4 separate regions of the Mus musculus genome follow, and regions 1, 3 and 4 are each linked to region 2. Evidence: chromatin loops called from intact Hi-C (ENCODE). Cell type or tissue: left cerebral cortex. All regions are shown on one strand.

Region 1 (5,000 bases), 73 kb before region 2:
TGGCAGAGTCTCAGGACTGGTGCCTACTACTTTGGGTAAATGTTTCCCAAAGGCTCATGTGTTAAAGGCTTAATCTGAATCCTGTGACACTGTTGGGAGATGGTGAAACCTTCAAGAAATCTAGTGGATGACACTAGAGACATGTCCTGAAAGGTGACACTGGGTTTCTGTTACCAACTCTTTCTTTGGCTTCCAAGTTTCCTACAAAGTAGCTTCCTTAGCTTCAATGCCTCACCAGGATGCCCTACCTCACCTCTCAACCCAAAGCATTAGTCCAACTGATTATGGGCTGAGAACTCCAAGACTGTGAGCCCAGCTTACCTAATCCCCTTCATAAGTGGATTTACCTAAGATATTTGTTGCCATAGTAGAAAATGAATTAATATAGTGCATAACCTTGCATGAGATCATATTATAACCAAATGGATAAGACCATGAAATAGATTCTAGAAACAGAATGCAAGTATTATAAATACACATGCCTTATCTAGATTTTCAGATGTGAGAAATGTCCCATGAGCTCAAAAGGAAGACTCCCAACTGTGTTAGACTGCAGTTCTAAGCCTGTTGTATTAGATTGGATGCAGATGCGGCGATGGGACCAGACACAGGAGAGGAAGATGCGTAGAGGAGGAAATACAGAAAAGAAATGGGAAAATAGCTGGAAAGAAAGTTGGTGGAAGCTCCTATGAAATAGATGGGATATCTGTCTCAGATTCGCAACATTAGAAAGGAAGGTAATTTTTGTCTTAAGCACCAATTCTTCCCAAATTCTTTTCGTATTTCAGCCAGGGGAATACAAGGCCTGATGTTTATGAATGCAGCTAAGAAGCTTCTGCCCATCATGCTGGAACTTGATTGACAGGTCAAAGCCTAAGCTCTACCTGGCCACTCCTGGTGATGGGCCTACCTCTTGGTCTTTCCGTTGTAGAGGAAGAGATGTGATGTGGTGGAGAAATTCTACCCCCGGCACTCTCAGTACCCTTGGCCTAGATTCCGCAGGGCCCTTACTCTAGAAAACAAAGGTTGCTAGGCATTGCGTTAGAACTGATACAGGCTGTCAGCATTTTTAAAGGTGGCACTTTTCTCTCTTTTTTTTTTTCCTCAGGTTCAAGTTCATGTGTCATCTCAGTCTTTGCTTTCATGGAAGAGAGGACTGAAGAGCCCAGAAGCCAGAAGAGCTTAAGTAATAGGCTTTCTTACAGGACTTATTTCTCTCTCTCTCCTCTGAGATGTGAATATGCCGTGGCCTTAGAATCTACAGCCTTCCTGGAGCCTTAGAAAGAGGAGAAATAGAGGAATCAGTACATGAGCAAGTGTGTGGCTTTGTGGTCGGTCCTTATCAAGGATCGGAGCTGAAGGGTGGACATTTTCCTTGATCAGACAATACAGTCCATTCAGTAGCTGCTGAGCTGAAAACTGCTCAGCTCCTTAAAATAAAGGGGCTATAGAATCACACACTCCGGGGGTCCCCACAAACTTAGGACCCACAGCCTTCTGAGCAAACATGTACCTCCAAGGAAGGTTGGGAGAACTGAACAAGATGACTTGTCTAGGGGGCTGACATCCCACCGTCCTGAGAGCTGTGTCCTGGGGTTCAGCCAGAAGTCGTTCTAAGAAGTGACTGGAGTTTCCATTAGCACACACAGGCCTGGGGATCTTTGGGAACTGGGCTTGCTCAGAGTTTAGGCTCAGAAGAGGTCTAGAAGGAGCCAAATAGACTGGATGAAGTCATGTTATAGGAACTGGGGAGGTAGACCAAAGAGAAAAACTGCACACTTCTTCCCTACCCCCTGACTCCGAGGACACTGCTTGGTAGATATGATGTGATGTTTTGCTGCCACAATTCTTCATGTCAAGTCCCGTAGTGTGAACAGCATGACCCAGAACAACGTCCCAGCACTGGCCTTACCTGTCACTTTCAGGCACTTTCAAAACACAGCTCCCGCGATGATGAATTTTGTCAACCTGATTGAATTAAGAAACAATATAGGGCATTAGTGAGGTGGGTGTCTCTGCCAGGGTGCTTCCAGCAGGATTAAGTGAAGAGGGAAGGCTTGGCTTAAATCCGGGTCATACACTGAGGTCTCTAGCTGAATAACAAAGGACTAAGGAAAGTCCACCTGAACCTCAGTGTCCCTGTTCTCCACCTTCTGATCCTACAAGATGTGAGCCTACCCATCACCTCCTATCGCCAGACAGGAGCTGATAATGTTACCATGCTTCCTTGCTAGGGTGGACTGGATAGGCTGCGACTCAAATAAACTTATTTCCCCTGACAGAGCTTCTTCTCCGGTATTTGGTCCCGACAATTAGAAAAGTAGTTAATATAACCTCCCAGTTCCTTGACTCTCCTTTCCCTGAGATGTGCGAGTCATCTCCGCTCCATTTGAACCTGGCCTTGAGATTCCTTGACGAATGAATACAGTAGAAGAGGTCCTGTGCCAGCCTTTGGACCCAGGCCTCCAGAACTGGCAGCTCCCACTTCCTGTCTCTTGAGACACTCTTGGAATCTAGCCACAGCATCGAGAGAAAGCCAAGGCAGCCCATGGGGAGGAAAGGCCAATGTGGAGAGGGACCGACTCTCCAAGTCCACAGGCCTGGCCAGGCACTTGGCCATCCTTGGTATCACGATGCCAGCTCTGAGAGCAGCCATCCTGTACCCCACCCCCAGTCAAGTGCCCCAGCTGGCAGGGCATGGAGCAGAGATAAACCATTCACTTATTCCACCGCCCAGCCCAGGTTTCAGATCCACGTGCTCAGTAGATGGCTGTTGCGCCCTTTATCTCTAGGTCTCCGGATGATTTGTGGCTGTAATAGAAACCTGGAGTTCCTGGCTGAGGAGAACCTAGGGTTCCTCTAGGCCTGTAGATGGTACCGACATTTCGTTAAAACAGCCCTAACTCAGCTATCCTGTAAAGTTATCTTTCTCTAACAAACAAGTGCACAAACCTCTCCATCTTCTGAATGAAAGCGACGAAGGCTAAGCAGCCCCCTTACCCTCCCTTCTCAGTCTACTTCTCCCTCACAACTCTCTCCTCCTGGGTTTTCCTTGTTCGGTTTTTAAAGCAGAAACCTCAGAGATTGTAGCCTCAGTCTCTTTCAAGCTTCCTCTCACCACATATGTAAGTGGAATTTCAGGGAGTATGTATGTGCACGCGCAGCTGTGTGTGTGTGTGTGTGTGTGTGTGTGTGTGGTGTGTATGTGTGTAGGATGGTCTGCTGACATTGCTAGTGATCAAAAGGTCATAGGGAACTAACCAGTATAATTACTAAGTGGTGTGTGTGTGCTCGCACGCAAGTGCGCACGGGCATGTGTGTGTATATGTATTACTGAGAAACTAGCCATTCACCTCTTTAACTCTTTCTGTTTATGTCGCTCTGCATTTTCTAATTTTTCTCTGGTGGACACAGATTGAACAGCTTCCAACACCAATGTTCATGGTTCATCAGATTTCACATTCGGATGAATTTCCTTCCAGCCTTTCATCTGTATTCAAACATCTGCTGTGTGTTTAAGATCCTGTCATGAGTACAGTCTGAGCCTTGACTTTTCACGGTCCTTTCTTTATATTTTAGGCATTTTTTCTCTTAATAAACACCTTCCCAAGCCTAATTTTTAATGACTTTATACTTCAATAGCATATATAGAATTCTTTATAGTGTTCTAGCATAACTTACTCATTTACTTATTTGTTTAGCAGAGTTCATTTCACATTTAGATTGTGATATGCACATGTATTTTATACACAGACACATACACACATACATAAACTTTTACATTTCTGAGTGTTTTTGCTGTTTTTTTTAATGCTTTCAATTTATTAGTTACTTAGTGATACTAAACACATAATATTTACTATTTGTAATAGTAGTAAAGTAGTAGTAGTAGTAGTAGTAGCAGCAGCAGCGTGTTTGTGGGAGTAGGTGTGTGAGTCTGGGCATACAAATGCTGTCTTAGTCAGAGTTTCTATTCCTGTACAAACATCATGACCTAGAAGCAAGTTGGGGAGGAAAGGGTTTACTTAGCTTATACTTCCAAATTGCTGTTCATCACCAAAAGAGGTCAGGATACAGGAGCTGATGCAGAGGCCATGGAGGGATGTTTCTTTCTGGTTTGCTTCCCCTAACTTGCTCAGCTTGCTTTTTTTATAGAACACAAGACTTCCAGCCCAGGGATGGCACCACCCACAATGCCCCCCCCCCATCACTAATTGAGAAAATACCCCACAGCTGGATCTCATGGAAACACTTCCCCAACTGAAGCTCCTTTCTCTGTGACAACTCCAGCCTGTGTCAAGTTGACACGCAAAACCAGTCAGTACACATGCTATGACATACATGTGGCGGTCAGAGAACAACTTTGGGAGTTGGTCAGTTCTCTCCTCCACCCAAGTGGGATCTGGTTCTCAGACATGAGTCACCAGTTGGTACAGCAAATGCCAAGCCGTCTTCCACAGCCCAGCCCTGTTCTTTTGAAGCAAGCTCTTGCTCTGAAGTGCAGGTTGGCCTTGGGCACGAGAACTGCCTTCCTTAGTAACTGCAGTGCTGAGGTTGCAGGCATGCACCCTCTGGGTCAAGCCATCTCATGCTGATTCTTGTTAACATAGCAAGGAATTTCAGAACGTGCGAAGCCTTCAGAATGTTGGCTTTCCTTGTTACCTGGGCATCTCTTAACGTTTATTCCCAGGATAGAAACAGGGATGGAGAATCTAAAGGAAGAAGAGATCAGGAAAAGACATGGGAATATGTACGTAGATAGCAGAAAAGGCTCCTAAACTTGGCTTATAAATAGTTTAATGTCATGAGAGACAGCTTTTGTCTCATCGTCAAAATATAATAAGATGAGGGAAGAAGAGAGAATTAGCAACGGTCACCTGGAGAGATGTCATCCGTACATGACCACATTTCATCCTAACAAGGAGTATGAGTTAAGATGACCTTAGGCCATAAATGACAAAGTGGGACCCAAGCAGCTTAATAGCATGTCCAAGGTCAGA
Region 2 (5,000 bases):
TTTCCTTTCCTTTCCTTTCCTTTCCTTTCTTTTCCTTTTCTTCTTTTGGACTGGATCTTGTTAGGTAATGCAGGCTGACCTTGAACTTGGGATCTTCCTGCTTCAGCTTCCAAGGGTCCTGAAATCACAAGGTTGCACCAGAATACCCCATGTCCTGCTTTCACAGTGGCTACTGACTCCTTAAACAAAACCAAACCAAACCAAACCAAACCAAACCAAACCAAACCAAACCAAACCAAACCAAACCAAACCAAACCCCCAAAACCAAAACCTATGTGAATTCTGCTTCACTAATTTCCCTTGTGTTTTACAGAAGGTGCCGGCATCAGACGCCTGTGTCCGCAGGCTTTTCTTGAGTAGGACTTGGAGGTTGTTTGGTTAGGGAAGGACTGAGATAAGGTTCCTCTTGGGGTGTGGGTATCTGGGGTTGTGCAGGGTAAAGCTGGCTATTAACTGGGGATAAGGGGAAAGGGATCAGCACTGATTCGACTCACCAGAAAGAGAAATTCTAGAAATTCCCAGTGGTTCATGCCTGTGATCTCAGCACTCTAAACACCGAGGCAGGAGGATTGTGAGTCCAAGGTCATCTCGGGATGTGCATGGATACTCTTGCCTTTATAATTTTCATACTTATTACTGATTCAATGACATTGAATAAGCAGAATTCAAAACAGATTCCACTTACTTCTTCTCTCTCTCTCTTTTTTTCTTTTGAGACCAGGTTTCTCCGTGTAACCTTGGCTGTCCTGGATCTTGCTTCACAGACCAGGCTGCTTGGAACCCAGGGATTTGCCTGACTCTGCTGTCCAAGTGCTGGGATTAAAGGCTCACCGCCATACCAGACTCTTTACTGTGTTTTAATGCCAGTGGTAGGAAATATAGCTAGCAATGTGGCTCTCACTTGTAGTTTACAATGGATGTTTATGGCACACCATGATGCAGGGTGGTATCTCTACTACAAAGGAGTCCTCAGTCGGTGAGGCCAATAGGAACATATTCCAGGGCAGGTACAAGACACCAGAACACGTGGAGATGTGAACTGGAGCCTCCCCCAGCCTTTGTTGGTTTCCTTCTGTTAGATCGCCATTCTGTATAGCTCCCGTTATTGTCAGAGGTCCATCCCTCTGCTCAAACACTGATGCTGTGTCCCTGACACGCCCAAATCAGGCCAAGTCTCAGCACAATTAGCTGATTTCCCTGCCAGTTCCCCTATCTCCCCAGGGGTTTTGATCTCTGGCCTAAGTGACTTTCTAGTTTCAGTATCACTCTTCAATTTTTTTTCATCATTTCTGCTGGTCCGGGTGTTGAGAATGCGCCATCGATAACCCTCCATTTCCCTCTACGCAATTACCAAGCTTTAGTCTCACACCCGTCCCCCTTCTTTTTCATTCGGATAGTCATCTTCCACAGAGGTTCCTACAGAAGTTCAAACTCTCCTCCATAACTCTTCCTCTCCTAGTTTCTTAAGATTAGAACTTTGTCTTCTAGGAGGCATAAAACTCAAACAGACATATGAACAAAAAGCCGCTGAATTGAGATAGGCCCTGAGCCCAGAAATTAGAAAGGATGGCTTGGAGAATCTTGTGGGGGAATGGAGACGCCTCACTCGTTGTTAAGGTCACAACCCTGGCAAATGAGTCAATAACTAAGGTCCTGCCAGGCTGGAGTGATGGAGGTTGGGGGCAGCTAGGCTGGGTGATTCAATTGGAACAAAGGAGGCAGCCACTCTTTTCTATTTGAAAACCTGAGCGAGCTCTAATCAGCCTAGCGCTAGGGCTTTCTCTAATACCTGGGGAGGGGGGTGGGTGTCTAATCTGACCTTTTCAAGACCCTTCAGTGGGTGTGTCTTCAGACGTCTGGGGGGGGGGAGGCGGGGAGAGTGTGTGTAAAGGTGGGCGAATAAGGCAGCGTTTGTGGATGGTGACCCGGGTCTCTAGGGGATTAGAGGGCTTGTGGGGCAGAGGTTTGTGAGGCACCAGGAAACACACCAGGTTTCATTACTTGCAGCGGTGAGCTCTGGGCTGGGAAACTGAAGTTGTTGCTAGGAGGTGCTGTCTGGGACGAGCCTGGTCTAGAAGGACTGAGCGTCCGCGGGACTCACTCAAGGTCATTGTTCCTAGCAACACGAGGGCTGTGGGGAGTCGGTGTGAGCTCCGAAATCTTTAAGGTCAAGACTGCTTTTGTGTTTCCCCGGCAGTCAGTTCACAGCCGGCCACGTGGGAAGTGAGCAAACTAAGTCCTTCCAAATCGAACTAAACTAAAAGACAGGAGACAAAAGCACAGGCTCTTTCCCACTCCACGCCGATTCTACCCACGCTTGCAAGTTATTCTTACTCTCCCGGAGCGGACAAACCCAGGCTGAAGGGAGCAAAGTCCTAACCAGGGAAGAACAGAGGGGTCCGCTTGAATCCCCTAGGAACGTAGGGTGGGCGAGTGGGCGTGTGCACAAGCACGTGCCCTCACGCAAGAGTGCGGGGGGGGGCGGTGCGGGGGGGGGCGGTGCGGGGGGGGGGGGAAGGGAGTGGTCTCCATAAGGGGGAGGGGAGAAGGCAGGGGGGCGGGGAGAAGCAGGCTTTTTAGGACCCGGCAGAGGCGGGGGAGGAGAAAGAAGGCAAGGAGGCGTCTCCCGCATTCGTCTGGGCCGTGCCACCTGCCCGCTAGCTCGCTGCACTACCGTTGCCCACAAGCCAACATGCTGCCGAGATTGGGCGGCCCCGCGCTGCCGCTGCTCCTGCCGTCGTTGCTCTTGCTGCTGCTCTTGGGCGCGGGCGGCTGCGGCCCCGGGGTGCGCGCCGAGGTGCTGTTCCGCTGCCCACCCTGCACGCCCGAGCGTCTGGCCGCTTGCGGGCCCCCACCCGACGCGCCCTGCGCCGAGCTGGTGCGAGAGCCCGGCTGCGGCTGCTGCTCCGTGTGCGCACGGCAGGAGGGCGAAGCATGCGGCGTCTACATCCCGCGCTGCGCCCAGACGCTACGCTGCTATCCCAACCCGGGCTCCGAGCTGCCCCTGAAGGCGCTTGTCACAGGCGCGGGTACCTGTGAAAAGAGACGCGTGGGCACCACCCCACAGCAGGTTGCAGGTAATGCGGACTGTGAGCACTAGTTTTGGGCTTGGGAGAAACTCTCTCGTAGCTCAGCGGGTTCTCCTGGCTGGTGACTCTCACGTGGGAAAAGAGAGTCCGACGGGACCCTGGGACTGATGTAGAGGAGAAAGAGCTTAGACCTTAATCAGATCCAGGGAGACTCTTGAGAGCGGGAACCCGAAAGACAAACCCGGGAGGGAGGCTGCGGGTGGAGCAAGCGGGATTTGATGGGGTAAAGGAGGAGAGGAAAGATACCTTGCCACCAGGGTCTTCCTTAACGGGACTTAGCGGGGAGGAAGGTGGTCTGATCTAGGGGCTGAGGGGGTGGAGGTGGGGGTTGAAGAGCCTGTAGGAACTTGAAACTCATTTGAAACAAAACTTGAGTCAGTGACCACCGGTCGAATGTTTAGCGGTGGGCGTGCTGCTGGCTGCCGCGCACAGGTGACACTGCAGACCTCGGGTGAGAAAAGATCGAATGGAGAAGCTCCTTCCTTCTGGCGTTGGGAGGTGAGGAGAAGGGTAAGGATGCACGTGGAGAATGGAGCGGGCTCCATCTGTGTAACTTAAGCCGGTTGGCCAGCTGCGTTCCGGCACCCTGGCTGTGCGTCTGGGCCTCCGGTCAGAATGCTGGAGCCGCTTGAAAGCCAGGGGAGCTACAGCTCTTAACGCGGGTGTGTGTCACACCGTACCTCCTCCTAAATCTAGGGAACTTTTTCTGTCTCACGGGATGGGGAAGGTGGGGTTCTTTGTTAAGGAGCCCTTCTTTCTCAAAAGAAAAAAAAAGTTAAGGGACACAAGCTGACTGCGAGGAGTTCACTTTTTTTTCTTCACGGTTTGGAGAAAGCTGCAATTGTCTTGGGGACAGCGCTGAATTTTAGCTAATGTTTAAAAGGAGGCTTTTACTATGTTTCTTAGACTGGGGGTAGCCTGGAGAGATAGGAGAGAGAGAGAGAGAGAGAGAGAGAGAGAGAGAGAGAGAGATAGGAGAGAGAGAGAGAACAAATATCTTCCCTGTTTTTCGATTTCTTTGTGCGCCCCTCTCTTTCCCTGGCTCAGCCACTGTCCCTTTCCCAATGGAGTCAGAGGTCAAGTTTGAAGTCTTGTAGTTCTTGAGGCATTTTTGACCTTGACTACAGAGCAAGGTGGAGCTTCCTCAGAGGGGAGTCCCAGGGTTTCTTCTCTCTCAGCCTTGGGTTTGATCCTTGCTCCTGTTTCTAGGTAATAATAAAGGAAAAGAATTCCGCTTCTCAGGCCCCTTCCTCCCTTATTACCTCTGGAGCCCCAGAGGAATTTTCTTCAGCAGGCCTTGCAGAATCCTCCGGATATTGACTGTTTTACTAAATCTGGTGTACTTTCCTCTCAGAGTTTTATTTTCCTCTCAGAGTTTTATTTATTTTTTCCTCCCCACCCTTCGTTGCTTTCATTCTAAGCCTGTGAAATTCAGTCTTTCTGCTTCTCAAAACTCTTAAATAGGTTGGAGTCTTCTGCAGGCAACAGATGTGGCAGGTTCCCTGGGTCACTTTTCCTTACTGGCTGCGGGGATGGGGGTGGGGTGAGGGGGGTTGTCAGGGAAGCCAGGGGACAATGGGGTGAGTTCATGGGAAGAATGTCACTCTGGATTTTCTGCCTGGTTATGGGACTCCGTTCTGCTGGCTCATTCGAGTGGCCGCCTCAGCCTTCTCTGAAGGTCCAGATGCCTTCCACATTTTTCTCTTGTGTTTCTGTCTGGAAGAGGGGATGTTAACCAAGGTAGGGGGTGGGGTGGGGGCGGGAGCTGGAAGCTCAGAAGTGATCAGCTGCACAGCAGGGCTCTCAAAGGGGTCGTTTGGGAAGGAGCCTGGTTTTGCCAGGTTGGCCAGATGAGAGGCAAAGGTAGAGGCTTCTGGGCTCTTTGGGTTGGGACAGGGACTCTAGAGGCTG
Region 3 (5,000 bases), 85 kb before region 2:
GAGAGCAGTGAGATTTATTAGGAGTGTCCAGGGAGCTCGGTGAGAACAGGAAGCTGTCCCTCTGTCCTCATTGTAGAGCTAAACTTCCTGCTGAGACGCAATCAAGACATTACTGCTTAGACAGTGAAGACTCACATGTCTCTACTAATATCCCGGAGGATCAGACAGATGATGCAGGCTGCAGTGCAATTTCCTCTCTGTTCGTATCCCTTTGGCTGGACATTGTGCACATGGTAAGCCCTGCTTCCTGGAAGCATGGAAATGATGAAGTAGCAGCACGGGGCATTTGGATAGCACTTGTACTGCAACTCAACACCACAGTTCTGATAAAACATCCAGCAGGTCTTTGTCCAGATTCTTATCCCGACTCCCCCATCCCTAGGGAACGCCTTTCTTTCCCTCTGCGTCTTGCTCCAATCTCACAGCTGTAAGCCTGACTTCTCATCAGAAATGTTTCTCCAAGTTATCCACACTGTAAAAATGCCAGAACATTTGCACGTGTACACACACACACGCACACACACACACACACCATATGCACAGCCATGGCAGATATTGCAAACACACATACATGCATGTCCCCTGCATACACCAGAAACGTATGTGCAAACATGCCACATCACATGAACACACATATGCAGTGTGTGCTCAGGCACACATACCATAGCATATACTTGCACACATAGGTATTTCACACACCGAACCTACACCCAGGTAGCTCTGTACTTCTCAGTGAGATCCTCCTTCCCCTCTCACACCTCCCATAGGGCAAACCCTTCCTTTGTCCTTTTCCCCTGAACAGCAGTCCCACTTTTTTAACTTACTTAACTTACTTTGCTGTCTCTTCTGGCAGCCAGTGCCCGTTTGAAGTCTGTTCTCCCCATAGAAATTCAAATTCCTGAAAGTTGCAGGATGCCTTTGCCTCTGATCTTCAGGCCTGGAACTCCAACTGCTCTGCACTGCTGGTGACTTCCATGTTGACTGAAGATCTCAAGGTAACCTGGCACTTACCTTCTTTCTCACAGTAACTCCGAATAGACAGACCAGTTTTAGTTTGGTCAAGCCTCATGACAAGATATTTTTTCTCTTCCTTTTAACGTATGCCTGAGGAGGAGGCCAAGAGACTAGATGTGATGGATGCTGACTAACGGACTGACCCGTCCAAATGATGTCTCCCATGATGGTTCATCCTCTAGGATAAGGCTCACTTTGTGTGAGAAAGGGGCTGGCTTCTTATTGGGCATCTGCCTGACTTCTCAAGCCAGGTGGAAGCATTAGCCTGCCCCTGACCTCACTTCTTGTGATGGTTGAATGTACAAAGACTGTTAGTGGAAAGGTTAGGATGCCTTTGTCTTGCTTTAGGCTTTGAGTTTTAATCTCTTTCAACCCCAGTTTTTAAGCCATTGCTTTCAAGCCCTGATCCTGCCAGAGAAGATACTACTGACTACTGCTGTCTGGCTCCAAGCCATCCTGGGCCTTCCTCTCTCAGAATCCAGTCAGGATTGTCAGGGTTCTCTGGTTCCTGACAGCTGAAAGTAAGGCTCGGGTAGACAGTCACCCTGTCTAGGTGCCTTATGTTCCCTGCAGACCTGCACCTCCTATCTCTAAGGTACTCCTGGCTATTGTTTCCCATGATAATCTGCACAGGCACTTGTAATAGAACACTCAGCTGCAGGTGGTGGGGCTATAACGCAGAAATCAGTTCTATAGTGTGGAAGGCTGATAGGGCGAGGTTAGGGTGGCAGGGCTGCCCATCTCCTGTGCTACTCCTGGAGCCCATCCTGTTGGCTTGTAGGTGCCAGCCCCACACTCATTGTGCTCACATGCTCTCTCTGTACTTGTTTCTGTTACAAATTTTTTATTTTTCTTATAAGGTCAGCCCTTGAACTTAATGACCTTTTTCTTTTAAGTCTCTGGCTCCAAAGACCACTATCCTGTGGCTGCTAGTGGTTAGAAGTTGAACCCATGAATTCTGTGAGGAACTCAGTTTAGCCCACTATACTCTGCTGTTTGTTATTAAATACACATGGCCCCCCAAATCTTGATTTTTCTAGGGGGAATCGTTTGCTCTGTAAAACGGGACTAGGGAGAATTCTGATCTCTTCGAGGTTGTTGTAAGGAGTAAACACCTGTAAAGTTTAGCACAGCTGGGCTCAGGAGTGCCCAGTCAAAGCTAGAAGCATTTAAAGAAATAAAAACAAAACAAAACAAAACAAAAAGTCAGTAAATCGTCGGGGGTGATCATGGGGTAGGCCCCTGAGCACCAGGTAACTTCGCCAGTTCCTGGTGACCAGTTAGCTTGAGCTGCTTTCTTTCTGCTCCCTCGTCTTCCTGTGGCTGCCCAGCACCCCAGATCAGACCAAAGTCATAGCCACACTGTCCTAAGGACGGTGATGTGCTCTGGCAGAACCAGGCAAAAGACCTTCCTGTCTCCTTCATCTCTAGGTAAGCAGGTGCCCGAGGCTCCCTTACTCACAACTCTCAGGCATCTGCCTTTGACCTTGGCACCTTCCCCAGGCATTCTGCTGGGTACCTGGGATGCTGCCAAGTCAGCCAGCCTGCCAAGTACACTCTTCCTTCACTCCTGTGACATAGAAAACCCACGTCCCTTCCAGCAGGGATGCTGCCTGGAGGCCTGTAGGGAGGTGACTGTTCTGACGCACTCCCTTCTTGCTTGCACAGGGGCCATCTTCTGAGAAAGGCTTTCTGCTTCAAAACCTTGCTTCTAACTCCAAGTATCCATCTCTGTCAGCGTTTTTAAGAGACCATAAGCTGAGTCTCACTCCATGTTCTGTTCTGTGTGTTCAGTGTGCATAAGGCTGCCTATGGAGAGGCCGGGTCTTAGCAGTTTCCCCGAGCACTCACGCAGGGCCACTCTCCTCCTCCCAAGCTGCCTTGTGCCTCTCTGGTACCTTCACCCCTGCCAGGGATCTTCTGCCTCTCAGCAGCACATCCTTTGTTCCTAGCGGGGCACACTTGCCATAAGTTAGACCAGGGAGATGCTTCACTGTGATCTTCCTTTGTGCTTCGGATGGCTTCTTGTCCACGCTTAGCGCACAGCGGCGTGGTTGTCGGTGGCGTCCCTGGCTAGATAGGGAGCTCGTCAAGTGCTGGGATAGTGATTCATTCAACTTTGCCTTTGCAGGGCCCAGCACAGTGCCTGGCTACAAATGAATGGAGTCAGTGAGGAGAGTCCTGGGCCCCAGCCATGCCGGGCACTGCCTTTCATGGCGTTTTCCGTTTGGCCTCACCTCTTCCTTTGTCCCGTTTTTAGCCTAATTCCTTTCAAGGCTCTGGCATGGGAGTCTGAGCTCATTTTCATGATTGCTTTAAATATTTGGGGCTGTTGGCATGCCAACACGAGGGCCCACGCTAAGGAGGGAGAGGAATTCTCCAGCTCTCTGGGTCCTGCCCAAATACAAGGAATGTGCCAGAGGCAAGGGAGGTTCGGAGGAAGCGCCAGCTTGGGTCTAACCAATATGCTTTCCTACCTGGCCCCTGCAGTCAGGAATTTGAGCAGGACAAAAGAAAGAGGGGGCCTGGAGAAGTGCAGAAGTTTCTAGAAACTGAGGAACAGCCTCTGAGAAGATGAAGGAGTAGCAACTGCATCTGAATGGAGATGCAGCACAACTGTACCTAAGGATGGCGAAGACCTTGGGAGGAAGTGGCAGAGGTGGACAGGCCCCCAGAGCCACTCATGAAAATCAGAAATAGGGGAAGACCTTGGAAGTCTTGTCATAGAAAGACAAGGACACTACGAAAGGAGGCCTGTAATATTTCCCACAAAAATGGGCCCCCAGAGCTCACTCCGCACAGCCACGTTTTAGACAAGGACATGTTTTAGGATCAGACCTATTCCAGCATTTTGAGAGGCAAAGGCAAAGGATTCCAACAAATTTGAGTCAGCCTGGTCTACACAGCAAGCTCCAGGTCAGCCTGGGCTATATGGCAAGACCCTGTCTCAAAAAAAAAAAAAAAAAAAAAAAAAAAGGAAAAGGAAAAGAGAAGATAGGAATTCGTAACTCAGAGCTGTACCAGCCCTGGACGTCAGGCTCTTTCGAGGCTCCTACCTCTTCAGGGGAGCGAGCGGAAGAGCTAGGCTTGGCGGCTTCAGGTTTCCTCAGAAGCCGTTGTACATACAGAGGAGGCCCTGGCTCCTGTCTGCCATTGCACAGTATTAAGCAGTTTGAGTGTTTACCTCATTCCAGATCAACCTTATGAGGTACCCATCTTTCTTCTCATTTTAAAGACAAGAAATTGAAGCTCGAAGGCCAAACGATTTGCCTCAGATCAACGGCCTACTGAAGAGCTCAGATTCTAACACCAAGGCTAATTCTGGAGCTTAGGCTCTGAGCTGTTTTCTGAAATCTTTCCTGCCTGGCCTTTACAGACCTGGCCTTTAAGTCCCTTAGAAGGCTGAGTCAAGAAAAGGGGCTGGGGGGGCAACCTTAAAATTCCAGATGAAAATATAGCATTCCAGAGCTCCAGACAGTGAAGCTTGAGGCCTGGCTCTCAGAGACACATGGGCGTATTTCTTTCTTGAGAGACTTCAGTTTAAAAGAGAACTGGGACTGTGGAAGGTGAGGAGACTCAGTGGACCCATGGTGAGGCTATCATGGAAGAGGAGGCCTTGGGAGAAGGCAGCCTGGCAGTCTGCAGTAAGGGGCCAGAGATTCCCTGCTTGCCTGCTATAGAGCTGCTACTGAAGAGATTCAGTCCCTCTGAGGGGGAGGCCAGTAGTCCCTAGGCACTCTTGCCTCTCCCCATCTGCACGGCCACTTCAGGTTGACAAGTGCTTCCCACATCTCCTTGGTTCTTACAAGTGCAGTTGCCATTCGGACAGGGACCCATGGGGACGAGATCACTCACTCAAGGGCGTGCACCTGCAGTGGCAGCCAAAGCCCAGGCCTCTTGGGTTCTCTATGGAATCTTGCCTGAGGACCAAGGCACCTGTAGGAATGCTGCCAGAGTGAGCAATCGCTGTCTTAAGGAATGAAGCC
Region 4 (5,000 bases), 110 kb before region 2:
TTGTGTGTGAGAAGTGCAGGGGTTTTTTTTTGGGGGCGGGGGGTTACTGTATGCGTGTGTCTGCATCCCTGTATGCATGGTGTCTGAAGATGACACCAGATCCCCTGGAACTGGAATGACAGTTGTTACTATGTGATGGAAGAATTGCCAGTGCTCTTAAGTGCTAAGCCGTTTTTCCAGCCCCCAAGAAATTATGTAATTTCTAAATGATGGAGCTGGGTTTGAATTTTGGTCTTATACCCCAGAACCAAGATTCATAGCTGTTTTTATTTTGTGGTAGTCCAGTGGCTGAAGCCACAAGTAGGAAAGTGGAGGAGAGAAGGCTGGAAATTAGATCCTGCCTTTTGAGTTGCATTAGGTTGGCTTCCACGTGCTCCTTCCTGGGCTGAGCTTGACCTCTGTTACAAGGTTCTCCGAGTCTCTGGTGCTGGGCAAAGGCAGGGATTTAGAAGAGCCTACTTTCAGATCGTGATTGCTTCTTGATTTAGGTTGGGGGGTGCCAGGGAAATTTTTATGTGGCTGTAAATATGTGAGTAGGAAAGAGGCATAAAAATCAAACATTTACTGATAACTGTAATTTTATCATTTATAAAAAACAAGCAAATCGTAATTATTTTCACATAAAGAATTAAATCTTGGACCAGATGAGACAGTTCTAAGTGGAAGCCTGAGAGCTCTCCTACTTGGAAGTTAGAGGATTGACCACTCCTAGAAGTTATGCTGATTTCTGTGTGCATATAAACATGAGTATGTATAAAATTTTGCTTAGATATTTGATGCCACAGGATGCAGAGCAACTTTCAGAGTTTTAACTTTATGATTGGCAATGTTGAGATAGAATGCCTCAAGTGTCTCAAATTCTGTGCTTAGCAATCATTGTTAGAATAAGAAATAGAGCCAGGCAGTGGTGGCGCACACCATTAATCCCAGCCCTTGGGAGGTGGAGGCAGGCAGATTTCTGAGTTCAAGGCCAACCAGAGTGAGTTCCAGGACAGCCAATGCTATACAGAGAAACCCTGTCTCAGGGGAAAAACATACACACACCAAAATAGTTTCTAATAACAGACTAGCACATTTACATAGCTCATAGGAAACAGTTCATGGAGGATTCAATTAGGAAGGAAGGCAGCCAAAAGATACCAGTGAGTTTTAAATGAGAATAGGGCCAGGTAGATTGCTTACTGTGTGAACCTGGATAGACTGGAGTTTGATCTCTGGAACCCACATGGTAGATTAAAAGAACAGACCCCACTAAGATGTCATATGCCTGCCTTTGTACACCATGGCACATAAAGAATTTCCCAATAAATAAGGTTTTTTGTTTTTCTTTTGAGACAGGGTTTCTCTGTTATTAGCCCTGGCTGTCTTGGAACTCACAAAGCTGTAGACCAGGCTGGCCTTGAATGTAGAAATCTGCCTGCTTCTGCCTCCCAAGTGCTGGGATTAAAGGTGTGTGCCACCACTGCCCAGCCCCAGTAAATAAGTCTTAAAATAGGCAGGACATAGTGGCACTCATCTTTAATCTCAGCTCTTGGGAGGCAGATACAGGTGGATCTCTTGTTCAAGGCCAACCTTGTCATGTAGAGTTCAGGACTACCCAGGGATACCTAGATCCTTTCTCAATAGCAATAACTTTCGAAGGGCAGCAGGATGCATTGAAATGACAGCATGTAGGTTTGGAAAGGGTAAATGTTAAAATGTTCTAAGGCTCTTGTATTCAGGAAGGGGTCTAATTACAAGTCAAACATCATAATCTCTAGTAATCATCGCTAGAACAGTGGAAGTAGAATTAGAAGCTCTCAGTCACAAGATGGGGAAGGGGGCTGACATGCAGCTCAGTGGTGCTTGGCATGAGCAAGGCCTTGGGTTCAAACCCAGCATGGCCCCAGCGGGAAGAGGAGCTACTGGGCCAAGTAGGATACAGTAAAGGTGGGGACTTGCATACCTGTGTGAATATTAGTGTTTAACAGTAAATGTTTAAAAGCTAAAGTTAAGTGAGCAGAGTTATGTAAAGTATAAATTGAATAAAGGATTAGATGTAGATGATGGACCACAAGGACACATTGAACACAGAAGGAGAAAAGAAGTTAGTCTGGTCCCACTTTCAAACAACACACCATTAACAAGAGAGCTCAGCAGGAGAAAGCACCTGCATTAGTTTCCATGTTTCCAGGATGCAGAAACACTGAGGAAACCAGCATCAATGTCTCTCTCTAAGTGCTCCTGGGAACAAATTAAAGACACCAAGAACCCAGAGCAGTGCTCCATCCAGGGGGACTGGCTGGTGCCAAAGAACAAGGCCAGCCAGCAAAGCCGGGAGATGGGGTTTCTTTGCTCAGGCTGATCTGCTTGCCTCTGTCTCCTAAGTGCTGGTATCAAAAGTCTGTGCCACCATGCCCAGCTTGGAAGCTGAATTCTAAACGTGACTATGCCAAGCAAAAGAAAAATGTGAGAATGTTTCAACACTTGGAAACATTTTTCCATGCTAGGCTGGAGCTACCTCCCTCTTTGTGACTTTCCACTTTATTTGGTTTTGTATGTTGGTATTAGATGTTGAGGTATGCCTAAAAATTTAAAAGGGAAAGACAATAATTACTGCTTGTGTATCAATGTGTCTGTAATTTATTTTGTAAGCTGGCTTTAGAGATTACCCTCTTAGCATATGATATGGTTGCCAATACCGTTATATAGTGCACTTTGACCTTGGAACCTAGACATTTTACACAAATTCTTTGAGAGTCTATCTCTAATCACAAAAATACTTATCGACAGATGTTACTCCCTTGAGCAAAGCATAAAAATGTCATGTGTTGACTGCAAGCGTATGGAACACCAGGGGGCGCTACTGAGTAAGCAGGAAAGGACGGAGCAGTCTAGAATTCTGAGAGGTCAGAGAACCCTCACAAATGCATATTAGCATATGTAGTTACAGGTTAGTAAGTGCTAAGTTCTTTATTAATTCCACCATGTCAGAATGTAACCTAGCTGACTAGGTAAAGAATTAAACCTAAAAGAGTTAGTCTTAGGCCATCTGAGACAGATGCCCCACGAGTACACAATTAGGATAGTCTTGAGTGTATTTCCTAGAGCTGCTAGTTAGGGGGGAAGAACTTTAAGAATTAAAAATTGTAAAAAACTTTTTGCAGTGAAAATGCACCATACAATACATAAACACTGTGGACTAAGAAGGTGTTTCTCTGATCAGGGTGTCCACGTCTCTGTCCATGTTGTTAGACTCATCAGGAGAAAACGTCAGTACAGGAGGGATGTTTTAACTAACTTTGTCATACTCTGGGTTTTGTAGCTATAGTATTGACAGAGGCAGAGTGGGAGCGATAAGCAAATTCTGGTCCAAAAAGGGTGCCAAGAGGTTACAGTGATGTCAGGAGACCCCTGTTTCTGGATGGAGTTAGTGGTAGGCTCTGGAAGTGTAGCTTGAGGGATGCCCGTGGAGTCGGACTGTTTGTGCTCTGAGTTTACACCCACGTGCACACGTGAAACTGTCCACTCAATAAGACCAGTGCTTACTGATTTATTGGAATTACATGTATCTTTTTTTGATGTTCTAAGTTTTGGAGGCTTGTTCTGTGCTCATTTAACTGGGTATGTTTGTATACTTGTTACGATCATGGTGGTGGTGGTTACACAGGGTCTCGTCCTGTAGCCCAGACTGACCTGGGACTTTTGATCTTCCTGCCTCTCAGCCCTCTTGAATGCTGAGTTACAGGCAAACTCTGCCACACCTTGCTCTTTAAGTAATTTATACCTCACCTTCTCCACCAAGCAACTATGCTTTCAACTCAACAGTCCTGTTCTGCTTGTATACTGCCATGTTTTATTCCCTGTGTCCCAATTAGCTTTGGGGGGCAGGGCCTAGAAATACCTAACTCATTCCCTTAGCATGATCCAGGCTGTGTTCCAAGGGTCTGAGGTAGACACATCTATTTAAGACCCAGCACTTCCCAGCCTGGGGTAGCTAGAGGCACACATGCCTTGAGTCCTGCATGTCTAGCCAGTCCTGGACCCACATGCTCCATGCTTCGTTGTACTGTAGCTAGTAAGACCTTTGTGTCATCAGGTTTCTTTTTCTTTTTTCTTTTTTTTTTTTTTTTTTTTTTTTGTTTTGTTTTGTTTTTTCGAGACAGGGTTTCTCTGTGTAGCTCTGGCTGTCCTGGAACTCACTCTGTAGACCAGGCTGGCCTCGAACTCAGAAATCCGCATGCCTCTGCCTCCCGAGTGCTGGGATTAAAGGCTTACACCACCACACTCGGCCTGTCATCAGGTTTCTTTTCCCCAGCACTTCTTCCTCTTTTAATTGCTCCAAACTCAAGAACCTAATGGAATTCTTTCCCCCTTTTATAGATGACAAAAACTCTAAGATTTTCTACTTGAAGAGAGTCATTGAATGGGGAAAGAATGAAGTCCACAAGGAGTTCCGTGCTTCAACTTCACCTCCCCGTTCACTGGCTTGGGCAACAGAAGAGCTTTGTTCTCTATAGATAAAGAAACCAAGGTACAGAGTGGTATCTGTGAGGGGTTTTGATGGTTGGAGGCCAGTCTCAGCAAGTGATAAGTATATAACGCTAAAAGGCCACTACAGACAGGCTGGAGAGAAAGTGCCACTACATAAGACACTGTTAAGAAACTGCCATTGGGATTCTGCTGATTAACCCGGGGCAGGCAAAAGGAGTGTAGGTAGTGAACAGCAGGGGGAGCCCTTGCTGAGGCTGAGAGGACTTGGAGGGATCAGAGTGCTTCTCTTTCTCCCGCTCTTAACTTTGTTCCGTGCACAGGTATGACTTCCCTGATGAGAGTGGCCACAGCACACCAACAGCCCTGCTGCTTCCAAAGGCCAGTGAGATGCATGCCCTTTCTCCTCAGGAGCGGAGGCCAGCAAAACCCAGGAACTGAATGACTGAGCACTGGGAATGAGCTGTGTCGGGGATAAGAAGTGGTGTGAGGATTCCAATCTCTAGCTAGGGCTTTAGGATTCCAAATGC

What was found. Peaks named below come from ENCODE experiments on the same cell type or tissue, not always from the same donor. Only the 100,000 strongest peaks of a DNase experiment are listed, where the experiment ranks them.
Region 1: a loop joins it to region 2, with 2.0 times the contacts of the local background. A loop is called at or near these places in 3 of 42 quality-filtered maps.
Region 3: a loop joins it to region 2, with 2.1 times the contacts of the local background. A loop is called at or near these places in 6 of 42 quality-filtered maps.
Region 4: a loop joins it to region 2, with 2.8 times the contacts of the local background. A loop is called at or near these places in 4 of 42 quality-filtered maps.

Annotation. Positions count from the first base shown.
Region 1 is chr1:72,748,933-72,753,932 of GRCm38, forward strand. It overlaps Gm30788 (a long non-coding RNA gene), which reads right to left. Exons shown (of 8, transcript XR_001778972.2): 6 at 1,913-1,968; 7 at 1,514-1,702. Among named protein-coding and RNA genes, the nearest start is that of Gm39663, 14 kb to the left of the region's middle. In left cerebral cortex, no CTCF peak of the experiment used is centred here; DNase peaks (open chromatin) are centred at 2,540, 4,002 and 4,378.
Region 2 is chr1:72,821,888-72,826,887 of GRCm38, forward strand. Igfbp2 (insulin-like growth factor binding protein 2) reads left to right here and starts at 2,593. Exons shown (of 4, transcript NM_008342.3): 1 at 2,593-3,077. The coding sequence starts at 2,693. In left cerebral cortex, no CTCF peak of the experiment used is centred here; DNase peaks (open chromatin) are centred at 2,235, 2,680 and 2,951; H3K4me3 peaks cover 1,345 bases; H3K27ac peaks cover 278 bases.
Region 3 is chr1:72,736,605-72,741,604 of GRCm38, forward strand. It overlaps Gm39663 (a long non-coding RNA gene), which reads right to left and starts at 1,195. Exons shown (of 3, transcript XR_865536.3): 1 at 1-1,195. In left cerebral cortex, no CTCF peak of the experiment used is centred here; DNase peaks (open chromatin) are centred at 2,580 and 3,291.
Region 4 is chr1:72,714,327-72,719,326 of GRCm38, forward strand. No RefSeq gene overlaps it. Among named protein-coding and RNA genes, the nearest start is that of Rpl37a, 5.6 kb to the left of the region's middle. In left cerebral cortex, CTCF peaks have their summits at 2,833 (motif pointing right) and 4,707 (motif pointing right); DNase peaks (open chromatin) are centred at 2,840 and 4,701.